Linked DNA regions of Homo sapiens: region 2 is linked to region 1. Evidence: chromatin loops called from intact Hi-C (ENCODE). Cell type or tissue: dorsolateral prefrontal cortex. All regions are shown on one strand. Links, peaks and the distances in the headings refer to the core of each region. The heading gives the core; the rest is flanking DNA.

Region 1 (8,343 bases), core at 252-8,251:
AAAATAATGCATGGGAAAGTGCTTTATAATTGGTAACCAATCAAATCAATGTAATTTAATGTCAAAATTAATGACATAATTAATCCAAAATGGTTGTTCTCCACAAAACGTTAAAAATAATCTTGTAAAATTACATCTATAATCTCAGAGGTATAATTTCTAAGCATACAGAAGCAAGCTACTAAGGTTATGGTGTCATGCAGGCATGTATTTTTGGTTGAGGACAAGGCCTTGATGTGTGTTCACAAAGACTCTCTACTTGATCAAACTTTAGTCTGGTTCCTATGAGCCCTCTTTTTGGACTAGGCCTCAACCTTAACCCCTGTCCTGTCTTTGGCTGGCCAGCCCAGTCTTAGCAAAGAATCCTACTCAGTCATATCCCACCCCGACTTCAATCCTTGACATCTTATCATCTTGGCCTGCTTTCAGCAAGAATCCTGTTAGGTCAGTGCAGCCAAAATCTTTCTACCTCTGATATCTCCTCTTAGTCATTTTCCACCCACTGACCTCCCCTCACACCCTCCCTTGCTCATTAGCTATAAATCCCACTTGTCCTGGCTGTATTCAAAGTTGAGCCTGATCTCCCTCCTCTACTGTAATACCCCTATTACAGCAGTCCTCAGTAAAGTCTTCCTGACCATTTTGACAAGTGTCAGAATGATTTTTTTCCTCAACAATGTCTAAAAGAGAAATAGGGAAAGAAGGAGGAACTTACGTCATAGTGCAACACCAAAGATGGCAGAGACCGAGATGAGAAAATCTGGGAAGATCTGTATATCCTGAACTGAAACTGAGTGCCCGAGAACCACAGGGATGCATTGCAAATACACACACTCAGCTCACTTTGTGAGACCTAAACTGTCCAGGCTCGTCAGAATTTGTGGTATTATAGACACTCTGCCATCATCAACCCAATGAGAAAGCTGAGAAAAACACCAATACGAAGCACTCTCCTGCATATTATCTCACTGAATCTTCACCAAAAACACCTATGAACTGAGTATGGTTATTATCTCCATTTTATTGGTAAAGAAACTAAGAGTTAAAAAAGCAATCTGTCACGCCTGTAATCCCAGCATTTTGGGAGGCCGAGGCGGGAGGATCACCTGAGGTTCAGGAGTTCGAGACCAGCCTGACCAACACAGTGAAACCCCATCTCTACTAAAAATACAAAATCAGCCAGTCGTGGTGGCACATGCCTGTAATCCCAGCTACTCGGGAGGCTGAGGCAGCAGAATCACTTGAGCTCGGGAGGCAGAGGTTCCAGTGAGCCAAGATCGCACCACCACAAACTCCATCTCAAAAAAAAAAAAAAAAAAGTAATCTGTACCCATGTTATGTAGCTGGCAAGTGAAAGAGTCTAGACTCAACCCCAGGCAAGTTGATTCCAAAGCCCATTCTTTTAATCACCACACAAAACTGCCTCCCAGGAAGTAATATCCAGGAGAAAGAAAAGTAAAGTTGAAATTCTAGGAAAAGCAGAAGGGCCCAGAAGGAGCGAACCACCTAACTTTCGGATCATAGGCATGGGAAAGGACCACACAGCTGCAGGTATAGACTGTAGAGAATGTCTGACTGAACACAGTGTGTAAAGAATGAATAACTTATTGTGCCCTCTGCATTAGTTATAATTATACAAAATCTTTCTCATTGATCTTAGGGATTCCCAAAGAACTTTCTTCAATTCCCCATCCTCATTTTCTGTTTGCTTGAAATCTATCACATGATAGATATTGCTAAAATATAGTGACTTTTTACCAATGATTTTAAAGGATAAAAGCAAAATCCACAATTCCTTCTTATCACTGAGAGACAGAATTTTGATTACCGCAACAAAGAATCAAGCAAATATGCCACGATCTGATGTAAAAACAATGGCACATTTACGATTAATTTCCATCCTCATTCAAGTGATGTAGGAAAAAAATAATGAGCTAATTACTGAAGAAAGGAAAAAATAACTATCTAAAACATCTATCAAGGACTTATAGGGCACAGGAAAATTCATTCCTGTGCTCATTTTATGCTCACTCACTTGTTTTGGTCCCCAGATTTCTGTGTGTAATATCACTTTTCAAGATCAAGAAAGTTATTCCATAAGCCTTTGAAACAAGTATCTTATTAGATGTATTTCATGATTCACTTTCTGATGTTGAGCCTGCCTTTTTATCACTGCCACTTTCAAAGGCAATGTCTTAAGGAAAATAGTTTCGTGTACACTGGGTTTTCCCCTTAAAGGCAGTGCTAGTTTTAGGCAGCTAAAAGAACCAAAGCTTTGGAGAAGGCCCACTGGGTTTTCAAATAGTTTATTCTCACTATTTCAAACCAAATATGCCAAGTTACAAATGAACATATGGCAACATCTTAGCCAACCAGTTTGGATTACTGTCCAAATCGGAGACTAAATCTTGGAGATTAAACTTAATTTGGAGTAAGTATCAGCTAGTTTTCTATGTTTAAAAGGAAGTTATCTTTCATACAAAGAGAGGTGAGGAAGGGGCTGGCCAATTAAATAACTGTTACACCACAAATAGTATATTTATTTATTTATTATTTTTTAAATTTTTTTTTTTTTGAGATGGAATCTCACTCTGTCACCAAGGCTGGAGTGCAGTGGTGTGATCTTGGCTCACTGCAACCTCCATGTCCTGGGTTCCAGCAATTCTCCTATCTCCCTAGTAGCTGGGATTACAGGCGCGTGCCACGAGGCCCAGCTAATTTTTGTACTTTTAGTAGAGATAGGGTTTTACCATGTTGGCCAGGCTGGTCTCAAACTGCTGACCTCAGGTGATCTGCCCGCCCCAGCCTCCCAAAGTGCTGGGATTACAGGTGTGAGCCACCGCGCTCGGCCACAAATAGTACATTTGCATTATATCAGCTAATGTTTACAATTCACCCAAGGAGGTAGTTATTTCTGACAATCAAAGAGAAAAAGCTTAGAAAGCTTAAGTCATTCAGACATGTTCAGGGTCATATCTGATATGATCCAACCCATACTCTTTGCTCTATACCTTTGGTCTCTGATATCAGAATATTCACTCAAGCATGTGAAAGTGTATCTGAATTAAAAATCACTATTTTGTATAGAGTACTTCGGGGGCAAGGGAACAGTGGGGGTGGTAATTAGAATTCATTTCTTCTAGACAGTCTGTGATAGGATTCAGCATCAAGTGGTAGGAATTTACACATAGGCATATAAAATGAATAAGTCTTCTAAGAAAATGTAAATGAGACCCAAGGTTACAACTATATATGTTTATGGCCTTCAGGAAGGTTAGCATAATGCTGTAGTATTTTCTCATGTGAATAATGAAACTAACTTACCCACAATTGAGTAAGCCTAAAAAAAATTCAGGCAACAGCTATTCTGCAAAGTTACCATTATTATTAAAATAAAATCTTATTAACCTCATGCCAACTCATTTCAGATAGTTCTAATTTAAGAAAACTGTTACCCTGCAGGCAACCTTATGCATTATCATGCTGCAATATAAACACTGAATAATCTAAACCTAGATAAATCAAAATCTGTCATTTCTGATCACTTACATTTCAAATTCATAGTCTTAACCATTTCTTACTTCTAGATAAGCTCTCCCCTTAAGTCTTTAAAATAATTTCAACTTTCACAATGAAAGATTCCAAAGATTTTCTATAACTGGGAACAACTACACAATGTTCGTGAAGTTAAAAATTATCGTGTCGGGGCTTATAGACTTCTCTCTTTTCCAACTTAGTTCGCTCTGTAATTGATCCCCTCTTACAGAGAAGAAAAGGGACAATTTGATGTAGTTTTCCACTTAGTGGATCCCTGAGAAAAAAATAAAGAGTTAGAGACTAAACTCTTCTAAAGATGGCCAGTGGGGAAAAAAATTGTGTGCATTTTTACACAGCATAAATAAGTTAAATGGTGGTGCATGTCGGTGTGGATGAGAACAATGTTCTCACAAGTGATGGGGATCTAAAGAAAAGAGAAGCTGCAAGATTTCGGTAAAAGTTGCATGTACTAGTAAATTTAGAACACTTTAAATAGCTCATAAAAACATGAGCAAAGGTCATACTTCTCATGGGGACCCTGCTTATTTAAATAAAACCCTGCCCTAAGACAGAACAGGAGCATGGCTTTATAAATGATATATGTTCATCCCAGCGTCTGGCTCCTGGTGTCAGCAGAGGTCTCTACTGTAACAAGTCTTTCATAAGCATCTCTGTACATCCTGAGATATGTCCTTTGCCAACTGTACACACTCTGAAGTGCATTATGGTGCCACAGTCTCTTCCTGTAAACTACCTTTATGAAAAATTACAGTCATATTTCCAGATGACATATTCGGAAGTCATCAGGAGACAGTCTTACCTTCAATACAGAGTGTTCAGAGAATAGAGTTAAAATGAAAGCTATACAGCCTCAACTAAAACAACAGAATACCCACATACACAAACACACCATCATACAAGGAAGACACTTTATTACCTATCCCTGATGAAAAACAGAATTCCTCTGGTAATGAACTTACATCTGAACCCATACACGGAATGCCAAATTTGAAAGTATTTTAGTTAAAGAAAATAACTCAAATACCATACTGAAATAATTCTTTTCAGACACTTAAGAAAACATACTGCAGAATCTCATAATCTATCACAGCTTTGGGTTGCTACCTCCTTGCCGGGAGGTTTATAAAATCACTCAAGAGCCCTTCTCAAATTATGTAGCTTTCCATTTGCTACTTTTTAACAGTAACTTGGAGAGAAAAATATATTTGATTGTCTATGTTAACTCTTTTAATTTTCACTGAGTTTGAGGGCACAAGAAGCACTGACTTATAACCATTCCAGAGGACCAAAACTGGAGGCCAGGGACCTTCTATAGAAAAGAGGTTTTCTGAAATTTTACAATAAACTCCATTGTAGCTATATAACCAGTGGTCACATTTTTCAAAAATGTACCATAAATTAAATTTCTGGCCGGGTATGGTGGCTCACGCCTGTAATCCCAACACATTGGGAGGCTGAGGCAAGTGGATCACCTGATGTTCAAGACCAGCCTGGCCAACATGGCGAAATCCCATCTCTACTAAAAATACAAAAATTAGCTGGGCACGGTGGTGCACACCTGTAATCCCAGCTACTTGGGAGGCTAAGGCAGGAGAATTGCTTGAACCCAGGAGGCAGAGGTTGCAGTGAGCCAAGATCACACCATTGCACTCCAGCCTGGGCAACAGAGCCAGACTTCATCTCAATAAATTATTAATTTCTATAAATAGAACCATACCCTCCTAATGACTTAAACCATCTTCTCAGAAGTGTTTCAGTTTATGCAGGAACTATTAACTGCTTCAACTTTTAGGTTTGTCAGCCACATGATTTAAAGAAAGAAATCCTAAAATAAATTATTTGAGAAATTAAGTACTCATTTCTGCTTTCTCTGGTTTATAAAGTTAAGACATTCATTGGTTTAGAAAGCAAGACAAACTTCAATTTTAACTAAATGTATCACCCAATTTCCCTTAAACAATAGAGACACATAATCTTCTCTAGAGAGATACTTTAGAGCATTTCTTCTCTTTCCAGAAACTTCCTTCAGGAAAAACTGGCTTGAGAGACCCATTTCTGTGATGTCACAGCATCTTACACACACAGAGCTCTAAGGCACCTCAAATCCTAGGGTCAAATTAACTGGGTTCTAACCAAAACAACAACAACACTCGCTGACTTCAAAGGTCTGTTGACTCGAGGAGATAAATCTCCCAGTCCTAGTTGGTTCTTTTCAGAGAGGTGCAGAAAAGACCCCCTAGAATGGAGCTGTTGAGCCAATCACCTTTCCACAGCAAGACATAAAGCGGAGCATCTGGGGAGAGAAATAAAGCTTACAAACAAAACTCGGGGAAAGGAGAAAGAGAAAGGTCATTCGTCCTTTTCAAAGATGCTTACTTACACTGTTGATTTTATTATATTCAAAACTACCCAAATATCAGACATCCAGTCTGACTGCTCTTTTCTTTTAATCACTTGGAGCTCATTTCTGAAAATAGCACTCTGGTCCTCAGTGAGCCAGATTTTGCAAACTGCCCATACATTCCCGTTATCACATTTTACCCAGTCTGCAGCATATTCATAATATGTTAAGTAAATTAATTTCCAATATATATTCCCAAAGCAGCGGTTCTCAACTGGGGGGGAATATCATGCCCCAGGAGACATCTGGCAACGTCTGGAGACATTATTGGTTGTCACAAATGGAGGATGCTACTGGCATCTAGTGGGTAGAGACCAGGGATACTGCTAAATACCCTACAATGCACAGGACAGCCCCTACAACAAGAAGTATTCGGCCTCAAATATGGCAAGGTTGAGAAACTGTGAGAAATCAATTAATAATATTTTTGTTGCCTTCATTCAATGAGGGCAGTGTTTCTCAAAAACGTAAACTTTCTGACTCCAAACTCTTTACTGACTCCAACAAACACCTCCAAGAATTCTGAAAAATAGGCAAATGTTTACTTAGTCCCCACATTTTAAAAATAAGATACTCAAGGAACATATATGCTGGTGAATGTTAGAATTCAAATGTTAAATCCATCTAATCCTTGCAAGCTTTCTCATATATGATCTCATACATATTTTCTTTACCACAGCCCCAGAAAGGAGAACTGTTAGGCCCAGTGCAAAAAAAAAAAAAAAAAAAAAAAAAAAAAATGGAAAGTGAAACTGAAGGAAGTCAAAAGCAACTTATCTAGTGTCTCCCGATGGGTTAGCAGGAGAGCAAGGAATCGGATCAAGTCCCTAATTTTAGTGTTGTTCTTCTCAATACATGATGCCCTCCTCTAGGACAGTTTTTAAAATATTGAACTGAGCTGCTAAAATTGTAACCATCTCATCCAATGCCATATATTCATGGATGTCATTTAACCCGCCTAAGTGCCAGTCTCCTTATCTATAAAATGGGGATGTGTTGTGAGGAATAGAGGAGATAATGTTCCTTACATCTGTGCTTAGCACAAAAGAAGCACTCAACTAGAAAAGGCAGCTGCTCTTGTTATTCTTATTACTGGGATCTCAGGACAATGTGTGTCATTATACCAGAACAGTATTTAAGCAAGCAACCAAAAGGTTGGGATAGAAAACCCAACATACAAAAAAAGCATCTACTGCAAAATACTATCTATCTCAGCCAGCAGCAGTGGGTGGGGGGTAGAAGAGGCTGATTTCAAGTTATATGGAGCACAAGACCGAACAAACAGAAGTCTTGAACATTTACTTGCATTTATTTCCTTTTCTGTTATTAAAGGCATAAAAGAAAGGTCTTCATTTCAACGTCATGGGGCAATGCTGGGACTAACAAGTTTGTGCTTGAATGTGAGATGTGTTCCAGTAAAACTGATAGAGTCTATACCTCCTTATTTAAAGAGGTAGTGAAGAGGTGAGAAAGATTCAAAAGGGGGCCCATTTTTATTTGAGTGATATAGCACTGAAATTAAGATTCGGGGCTCTAGAATTAGCCTGGATTCAAATTTTGGCTCTAGTGTGTAACTAGCCCTGACTATTAGAAAGCTACACAACCTTTCTAACCTTCACTTTCCTGAGCAAAAATTGGAGAGCACGAAAGTATTTCCTTCATGTAATAGAATTGTGTTGGAAGTCAAATGGTATAATGCAGGTCAAACTCTCAACATAGGGTCTGGAATACTGCACATGGAAAATAAATGCTAACCACTGTTACTATGATTGTTGTCATCATTGTCTTCAACTTCCTCCTCCTCCTCCTCCTCCTCCTCCTCCCCGTCCTCCTTTATAATGTCCAGCTCTATGTCTAGCTCACAGGAGGTTCACAATAAATGTCTGCTGATTAATAATTGTTTATGACACACTAGATACTGCTCTAAGAGGCAGTTACTACTATTATTCTCTTTTTAAAAGGAAGAAACTGGGGACCAGAAAGGATAAGAAACTTGCCCAAGGTCACACGGCAAGGAAGTAACAGAGCGGTAATTTTTTTTTTTTTTTTAAGAGATGGGGTCTTGTTCTGTCACCCAGGCTGGAGTGCAGTGGCACACTCATAGCTCACAGCATCCTAAAACTCCTAGGCTCAAGCGACAGGAACACAGGAATATAGAAGATAGGAATAGATAGCAACATAAGACAGGAATACAGGCACACACCACTACGCCCAACTAATTGTTTTATTTGTTGTAAAGACGGGGTCTCCCTATGTTGCCCAGTCTGGTCTCAAACTCCTAGCCTCAAGTGATCCTCTTCCTTTGGTCCTCAAAGAGGTAGGGTTACAGGCACGAGCCACTGGCCCAGCCTAGAGTTATAATTTGAGCCCAGATGGTCAGGCCG
Region 2 (8,343 bases), core at 114-8,113, 160 kb before region 1:
ATATACACATGGTTGCGTCCTCTTCCAGGAATGTCTTCATTTCCTCTGAAAAACTCCCATCCAGCCTTTAAAACGCATCACCAGTGTCTCCTCTACTATGAAATCTTCCCTGACCTGAATTCTAGACAAAGTCAGGTCAGTCTCTGTGCTCCCCCAGCACCTTGACATACTTCTCTTACAACCCATGTGACGGTGGGATGTCATTGGCCATGTATGTGTCTCTCACCACCACCAATTCCCCTGTGAGGGTAAAGCTATTTTGTACATCTTTGTATCTTTAACACCCAGCATAATATCGGGCTCATAAACATATTTGGGTCATAACAACTATTTGTTTGATTAATCGGTAAAAAAATCATAAAGATTTCAACTTGGTACTCCTTTGACCTTGTATAACTGTAAAGAAATCTGAATTCACTCGGTGCTCTTAACTATCTTGGTTGTGCCAACTATTTTAATTCAACACTTGCTATTAAAACTTGTCCAAATGTCAGAATAAACTGTTCTTTCTGAGGATGATATAATTCAAAATTTCCCCTTTTAAAGGAGATGTACTTTAAAACTGCTACTTAGCTGTCCCCCCCATTCGTCTTTAATTAGCTGCTTGAACAATGCTGAATATATTACATCCTTGCAGAGAGCTAAGTCCTCAAGCAATTAGTCTGTCCTACCAAATGTGACCTACATCACTACTGTGCCCAGGATAGGCAAACCTTCACAGGACAGGATAAATTCCTACATCTTCCAGAATCTAGACAGAGCCTCTAAGGCCAAAGGAAACATGAACTTGCGGTAAAGACTATAAAAAGTCCATGTTTTTTCACCTATCAAACCAGCAAAACTTTAAGAAACAAGAGAATGAACACGCTTACACATGCTGATGAGAATGTAAATTATATAATTCTTTTAGTGGAACAATTTGGGAGTTTTTCAAATCCTAAAATGTGCATTCTCTTTAACTCAGTGATGCCACTCTCAGGAGTTTAACTTACAGAAGAATTCACAATACACACAAAGCTACGTGTGCAAGGATGTTCCTTTCATCACCGTTTCCATCATTCAAAAACTGGGGAATGTTGGGCTAAATCATGGTACAGCAAAATTTTCCATGAACTCCACCATCTACAACCACTGACTTCTTGAGAGTCCTGACTGTCAAGCTCACTATGTCCAAAATGAAACTCCTGATCTTAAACTAAGAGATGACCCACCCCCGCCTGGTGTCCCCCATCTAGCAAATGACTATTCTGTCCTTCCAGTTGTTCATGTTAAAAAGCAAAAAACCAAAACCCTTGGAGTCATTCTCAATTCCTCTCTTTTTCTCACACCCCTCAGGTCATCCATCAGGCATGAGTCTACTCTCAAAATATATATAACCACTTTGTACACCTCCACTACCATTACTCTGGTCTGGCCACTATAATCTCACACCAGGATTATAACAACTTCCTGTCATAACAACTTCCTGTCAGTGCTCTCTGCTTCCGCTCCTTCGGAAAACCTCATCCTACTACCTTCAGTGAGGCTTTGTGAATGTTCATTGGGAGCATGTTACTGCCTGGATCAAGACTCTGCAATGGCTCCTATTTCATTCTGGGTGGCGTGGTTGGTTAGGGTCTAAAATGTCTAGCATAATCTGTCATTCTTCCTTATACTCTGACCTCTCCTCCCATAGTTCTAACCCTTGTTCACTCTATTTCTGCCACTCCGGCCTCCTTGCTGTTCCTCTGAAAATGCAGGTACCACTTCTGCCACAGGGCCTTTGCAATGGATTGGCTTTTACCCAGTTATGCACATGGCTCCTTCCCTCATGCATTCAGGTTTGTGCTTATATGTTACTTTTCCAGTGAGGTCGACCCTTGACACCTTGAAAACTCTATTTAAAAACTGCAACATGCCCAATCTCCACACTCAACCCCCTTACTCTGCTCTGCTTTTTCCCTCGTATAATGTCCCACCTTCTAATATACGAAATGATTCACTCAACTATTACATGTACTGTTTTGATTTCACCTGACTAGAACATAAACCCTATAAGGGATCTTCATCTGTTTTGGTTGATCATATATACCAGGCAGGCAGAACACAGTTCCTAGCACATAAAGATTGTTAAATAAATACTTGTTGAATAAATAAATATATCTTAGTGTTTCTGTGAGGACTAAATCAGCCAGCCCTAGCACATAGCAACCTAACAAAAGTAGGTTCCAATTATTATTAGAAAGAATAAAGTAGGCATGCATCTACTGACATGGAAAGTTGCCCAGATGTAAAGACAATAAGAAAAGTCAAGTTGTAACTGAATACAAAGTGTGCAACTGAACTAGCATGCAAAGGGGAGTTAATAGAGCATTATCAATAATACTGAAAAACTAGAAACATGCTAACAGGTCACCATCAGGGCAAGGGTTAAACATATTATACCATCTTCCCACCATACTTGGGGACATTATGTGGTTGTCACCAAGAATAAGGTAGGATATTTGTGTTACATATTAAGATGTCAATTTCAGATGGGGAAAAGAAATTGACTTACTGACTGAACAGGAGGTAGAGTGTGATAGCATCTTCTTTGAAAGAAAAAAGAAAAAAGCTATGTGCATATATATATTAGTGCAGAAAAGTTAGGAGGGAAACAAAGGAACACACGCACATGCAGTTACTTTTGGAGAGTTGGACTTCAGAAAGAATGAGGGCTAGTGTGTAATTTTATGCTGCATTTTTCCATTGTGCTTGACTTTTCTGCAAGCAACGAACCCAACTTTTGTTTTGCCAACCACAGTAACTTCTGGGAAAAACTTCCCATAGTGGAAAGATCTCATTTTAACTAATCATTTTTACCTTATTCCCTATTCCCTGATCTTATTAGAAGTAAATTAAGATGGGTTCTAATACAAGCTACAGGAGGGCAGGGGGTTTTTATATTTTGTTGATGGGGCTATGATTCCCCAGTGCCTAACAAGCGCCTACCACATAGTAGGCACTCAAATATTATAAGTTATTCTCAATATAAGGTCACCTTCAGGTAAAATTAAAAGTAGTAAATTAAAAAGTCCCAAGCTAGAAAGGGATATAGCAAAAGCATCCATAAACTGGAGTGTTAAGCCTCATAAAAAGGAGTTTAAATGTTTACAGACTTTTTTGGCTTCCCTTTCAGGTCACTATCTATAATCATGTATTTTTAAAGCAACTCTCTTTGGCATGACTCCACAATTAATGAGAAAATTATAGCACTTACTGTCTTATAGCCAAGTTATTTCATACAGTCTTTGTCAAATTTGTAGATTCCCACTGATCTAATCTTTATTGTGGCAAAGAAATATACCCAGTGCAATAATTCAGATGCAAGGACTAGTAGATTGTGAAGGATGGGGGGGAAAGGAGATTCTTTAATCAGGCGAGCAGTATGAACTTTTCAGAACAATTCAACAGTGAGCAGAGTAGAAATCTAAATGATTTTTTACTTCCAATAGAATATAGGATAAACTATCTGGTTGGTGGAAAATAATATGTATCATTAAATACAAACAAACTTATGTTTCATTTTCTATTTTCAAAATGATTTTTCAAGGAGTTGTACTTTTTTGCATTGCTTTGATAATTACAATAGCACTCTAGGAAACAGCCTGAACTTCATAATGACTGCATAAGGTCAAAGTTCTTAATGTGTCCATTCATTCAAGTATTTATTGAACGTGTATTACCTGCTAAGCATTGTGCTTACGACTAGATATAGAAATACGGGAAACATATTGATATCTCATTATATGGATATAGTTATATTGGGATATTGAAAGAGAAATAATTTAAAAATCTCCACAAACAAAAGCCTCACAGAATGGAATTAAAAGAAATATGTTTTTTTCTTTTCCTGCCCTTTCAGGTCAGATAATCATTTAAAAATCTTTTCGCTCAAGAACATTCAGCCTGATGAGTCACTTTCAAGCCCAAGACCTCCCCTTTACTCTCATGCCTCAGATCTTCTCAAACATTTTGGTAAAAGTCAGGTAACATTTTCTCCATCCTGTTTTTATTCTTGAATCTGGCCACCTATCAAAACTTTAAGGATGTCAACCGCCATGGATGAAGAAATAATAATCAGCAACAGCAGCTCAAGGACTGTATTTGAAAAAACAAAACCAAACCAGATATCTAGATGGCATCAGTCATCAACTCACTAGATTCTTGAAAAGCAAGTGGATTGAGTGCCATTTTTATCAAATGGAATCACTTGTCAAACAGGTTTACCAATAACAAAATGGCAAATCCCAGATCCCACTATTTAGAAACATTGTTTAGTCATAATTTTCCTGAGTGTTGACATCCCAAATTAGTCATGTAAATTTACTGAAGGCCAACAGTAGCAGAAACTTGTCAACAAGACCGAGGAAGCAAAGGAAGGCAGCATCTTTACATTTTTAGTGTTTATAACACTTCAAAAGCCTAAAAGTCATCAACAGCTGGCCTACTATCAGACACAGAGATCAGCAGAGTTACTGAATTAATGGCTGGCATTGTTGCTTTCTTCCCACCAGACATCTCAAAAAATGCTATGACAGTTTTTCTGGTGCCAGAGGGTGTCAGTATGACTGCGAGGGATGTGCTTACATTCAAATATTTGGGGTCTGATTATCAACATAAGAAATTTTTTTTTCAAAGGAAAAAACAAACATGCTGAGAAAATGGTGATTACTAAATGAACAGAATTTTGTTATGCAAATACAGTTGCAAAGAAAAAGAAATATCTGCAGTATTCTGATGGGGGGGTGTCTTTTGATTTAGCTTTTTCTAGTACTATCAACTCTATATTTACTTTCAGCTTTAGAAACCCTTTTACCTTCAGTGCTCAGTGTCTCCCAAATTCTATTCCATGCAAGCCTAATAAGCCAACATCAGAATAATGCATGGGTCTGTGTATTTATTTATTGAAATCATTAAACAGGCAGTTTCAGTCGGTATCACATCACCTGCTTTATATTACGCAGCACAGGGTCAAAGAGAAATTACAATTAAATTTTTCAATAACTGGTGTCAATTAAGCACGGTGTTTAGCTCCTTTGTAAATATGGAGATCTTATTCTCTCTGTCTTCTTTTTCCACTCCTCTACCCCCATCCATATGCCAAGAATGAATAGAAAACAAGGGGAAAGGAGAGGCTGCCTCATCAGAAGCCTTTGCTAGATGTGTCTTAGTAAAATCAGCTATAGTCATTACTTCTATGGCACCATTAATTCATGGGCATAGTTTCTGTTCTTATACACAAGAATGTCAAAGATCCATACAACTGTTTATCACAAAAACAGTCTTGGGTATCAAACGTATAGGTTCAAAGAGCTCCTTTCTGTTAATAAAGCCCATGTGAAACTGTTTTGCCACAAGCTTTTAGAGAATCTAGACTCAGGGTTGGTAGTTCCAGTGGACACACCAGGGGCCACCTCACAAATTGCCTCTTCTGGCCACAGTTAAACTGAAGAGGCAGTGAGGCTCTAGTCTCCCCTGGGGGTGGTTTCATATCAAACACACATGCCCATGCTTTTGCTCAGCAAGGATCGGGAGAGGAGCCTCAAGTCTAATCATAGGAACAGACCGATTTAAGAGCCATAATTGAGTAAAAAGAATAACGGACCGATTCCACGTCTCTCTAGCACAAACACAACAAATCCAAACACCAAACCTCAAGCATCTTTTTAAACACAGAAATACAACTTGAAATATACAGCCTAAGAAAGAAACTACATGGGGAAGCAAATGGGTAAGCTTCCGTTTTTAACTCTCTGGGGTGGGTAGGGTGGGTAGGGTGGGGGTGGGGAGTTAGGAGTATCCTCATCAAGAATCCTTTCCCTCTGCCCCATCCCCTTTCCCAAAGCCAAAAGAGGAAAGGCATTGAGAGACAGGGGCAGACTGCTTCTGTTTGCTCAGTTGAGAAATGGAGGAATCGAGTCTCTGTTGATACCATTAAACTGCTAAAGCTTTCAACAGCACTAAAATTCATTGGCAAGTGATGAGCTGCGCCTTGTCGACGAGTTTCAGTGCAAGTTAAATCACGAAAAGAATCCAACTTCATATCTAATTAATACAGGCTTCCAAGTGATCAAAAAACAACAGTTTTTCAGAAAGTATGAGCCTTATAGATGATAAAAGACAAGCTTTTCTCAACTAAGAAATGCATTTATTTTCCCAGAACCCCAAAGACAGTATGTCATTCCGTGGGTTACCATGTGCATATGGAATTTTTATGTTTTCAATATAAAAGTCACAATGCCCTCATGCAAAAGCTTCCCGTTTTACTGAAACCCCCAACAAATGTGTCCGAATCTTTTGAAAGCACTGAATACTCATTCAAGAGGAGTAGTAAAACAAACAACACTATAAACCAGCAAGGGTTATTTGGCTAGCACACACTCATAAGTAGTCTCCTAATTGATTCTCAGTTGACAGGGTGTTGAGCATGGTAAACTCTGGGAAAGAGAAAAGGGCCCAACATACCTAATCCTTAAAAATAAGCCATACATACCCTCAAATAATTTAGTTCAGGCACAAATCCACTCCCTTTGTGTGTGAGACAAAGTCTATATACCAACACTGTGGACAAGACAGCTTCCTTGTACACTCCATTGCCCCCTGGTACCCAGGTCAGTTAGACTTAGGACTTAGGAAGAGGAAGGGAGGCATAGCCTTCCTGAATCTTCAAAAATCCCCCAGCCTTCCGGGTTTGGCCCATTCACTTACAGAACCAGACAGGGAGAAAAGCCTTTTAGCTCCCAAGCACTCAGCAAGCCAGACTCTGGATTCTGTTTTCTGATGCCCACAGACATACATCTCTTACCTAGATAACACAGTGCTCTAACATACAAATGTTAATTTCCAGGAAGCAAACTTAAAAAGCCTTCCGCATGTACATTCTTCCTTTTAGAAATAGGAAAACGGACAGAGGAGAATCGCAGCCCTTCCGTTTCTAATTTTCCCCGAGAGCTTACAAAGCCCTCCAAAGTGCAAAGGCATTTGCCCACCGCGCTGCCCGGGGAAGCAGCTCTCCCTCTCCCCTGCCTTCCCCAGCCTGGGCGCCGGAACAATGCAGCAACATACATTTACCAACACCTGCTGGAGCCTATTAATATGCACGGGGACGTACTGATTTTTCCCCCCTCCCTTCCCCTGCCCTCCACACTGAGCAGGCTTTCATCTCCTCCTTTACCATCCATCAGGAACTCATTTCGCCGGCCCCCTCCCCCTCCCACCCCCAGTCCCCATTCAGCCGAGCCCCTCGCTCCAAAAGCCCGGGCTGACGAGCACACTTTGGAATGCACTTCATTAAAATTTAGCTGCCCGATTCCAACCTGCAATGCGGAGGAGGCAATACAAAGCGCGCGCCACACTTCCTCCAGCATCCCCTTCAAAAGCCCCATTGTTCGCCAGGCATCTGCTCCAGAGCCCGGCCTCTCCCTATCCACTGACCTCTGATTTTTTTTTCTCCCCCCTCCCCCTTCCTCCCAGCCTGGCCAAACGGGCCTGCCTGGTGAATTAAAACGCAGCCGCAGCCATCTGGCCCTCCCAAGCTGGCCGGGTTTCTCCCCGCCCCTCCTCCCTGGTCCACACACCACACACGGCATCTTCACCTCCATGGATATTCCCACAACCCAAGCTCAAACCTCCGGTGGCAGGGAGCCTCTGCCGCCGCCTGCCTGTCCCCAGGCTTCCTCCGGCAGCGGAGCGTTCGAATCCAGAGGTGGGCAGGGGGCGGTGGAGGGGTGGCGAGAGGAGATCATGGACCACTTGTACTTGCCTGCAAACCCCAGCCCAATCGCCAAGATTAATCCTTCCCTTTGTGAGCCTGAAACCGCCTCCCACCACGCTGGTCCTTGGCTCTGCAGCGGCTGTAAAGAGAGGCGGGGGTGGGGGGGGGGTGGGACCGAACCCCTTCCTGGGAGAGCTGGGGGCGCCTCGGCCACCTGACCACAGAGCGGTTTTTCGAGGGAAGAGGTGCTGGCAGCAGGAGCAGCTGATGGTGCGAGAAGGGAGAGAAGATGCCCAGGCTTGCGCCTTTTATATTACTGGCGACATTTCTAACACATGACAACAATTTCCATCTGTATTTAAGCCGGGAGTGTGAAAAAAGAGCATTACATCACAGAGCCCGGGCTCCTAGAGGCTGCCGGATATCTAGGCCGGGGGGATTAGGGGGCTGCACCTGCGGAGGGGGCGGGGACTGAGCGAGCCTCTCCCTGCTGGGGCGTGTCAGGTCCCCATCACCCGCATGGCCCTGTGGGAGCCCCTGGACATGGAAAGGCGGGAAATAGGGTTGCCCCATTTGCGACATGCTGGAGGCTGAGTGCATGAGTGGGT

Evidence for each region. Peaks named below come from ENCODE experiments on the same cell type or tissue, not always from the same donor. Only the 100,000 strongest peaks of a DNase experiment are listed, where the experiment ranks them.
Region 2: it touches region 1 in a loop (4-fold over the local background); 2 of 110 quality-filtered maps call a loop at or near these places.

The regions. Positions count from the first base shown.
Region 1 is chr3:65,752,397-65,760,739 of GRCh38, forward strand. All of the region lies in intron 1 of MAGI1 (membrane associated guanylate kinase, WW and PDZ domain containing 1), which reads right to left. The region is part of intron 1 of LOC107986018 (a long non-coding RNA gene); the gene reads right to left. Among named protein-coding and RNA genes, the nearest start is that of MAGI1-AS1, 140 kb to the right of the region's middle. In dorsolateral prefrontal cortex, for the core only: no CTCF peak of the experiment used is centred there; no DNase peak of the experiment used is centred there; H3K4me3 peaks cover 1,476 bases; H3K27ac peaks cover 4,255 bases.
Region 2 is chr3:65,590,032-65,598,374 of GRCh38, forward strand. All of the region lies in intron 2 of MAGI1 (membrane associated guanylate kinase, WW and PDZ domain containing 1), which reads right to left. Among named protein-coding and RNA genes, the nearest start is that of MAGI1-AS1, 300 kb to the right of the region's middle. RefSeq lists an enhancer at 7,923-8,343. In dorsolateral prefrontal cortex, for the core only: a CTCF peak has its summit at 4,547; DNase peaks (open chromatin) are centred at 7,075 and 7,540; H3K4me3 peaks cover 4,085 bases; H3K27ac peaks cover 3,378 bases.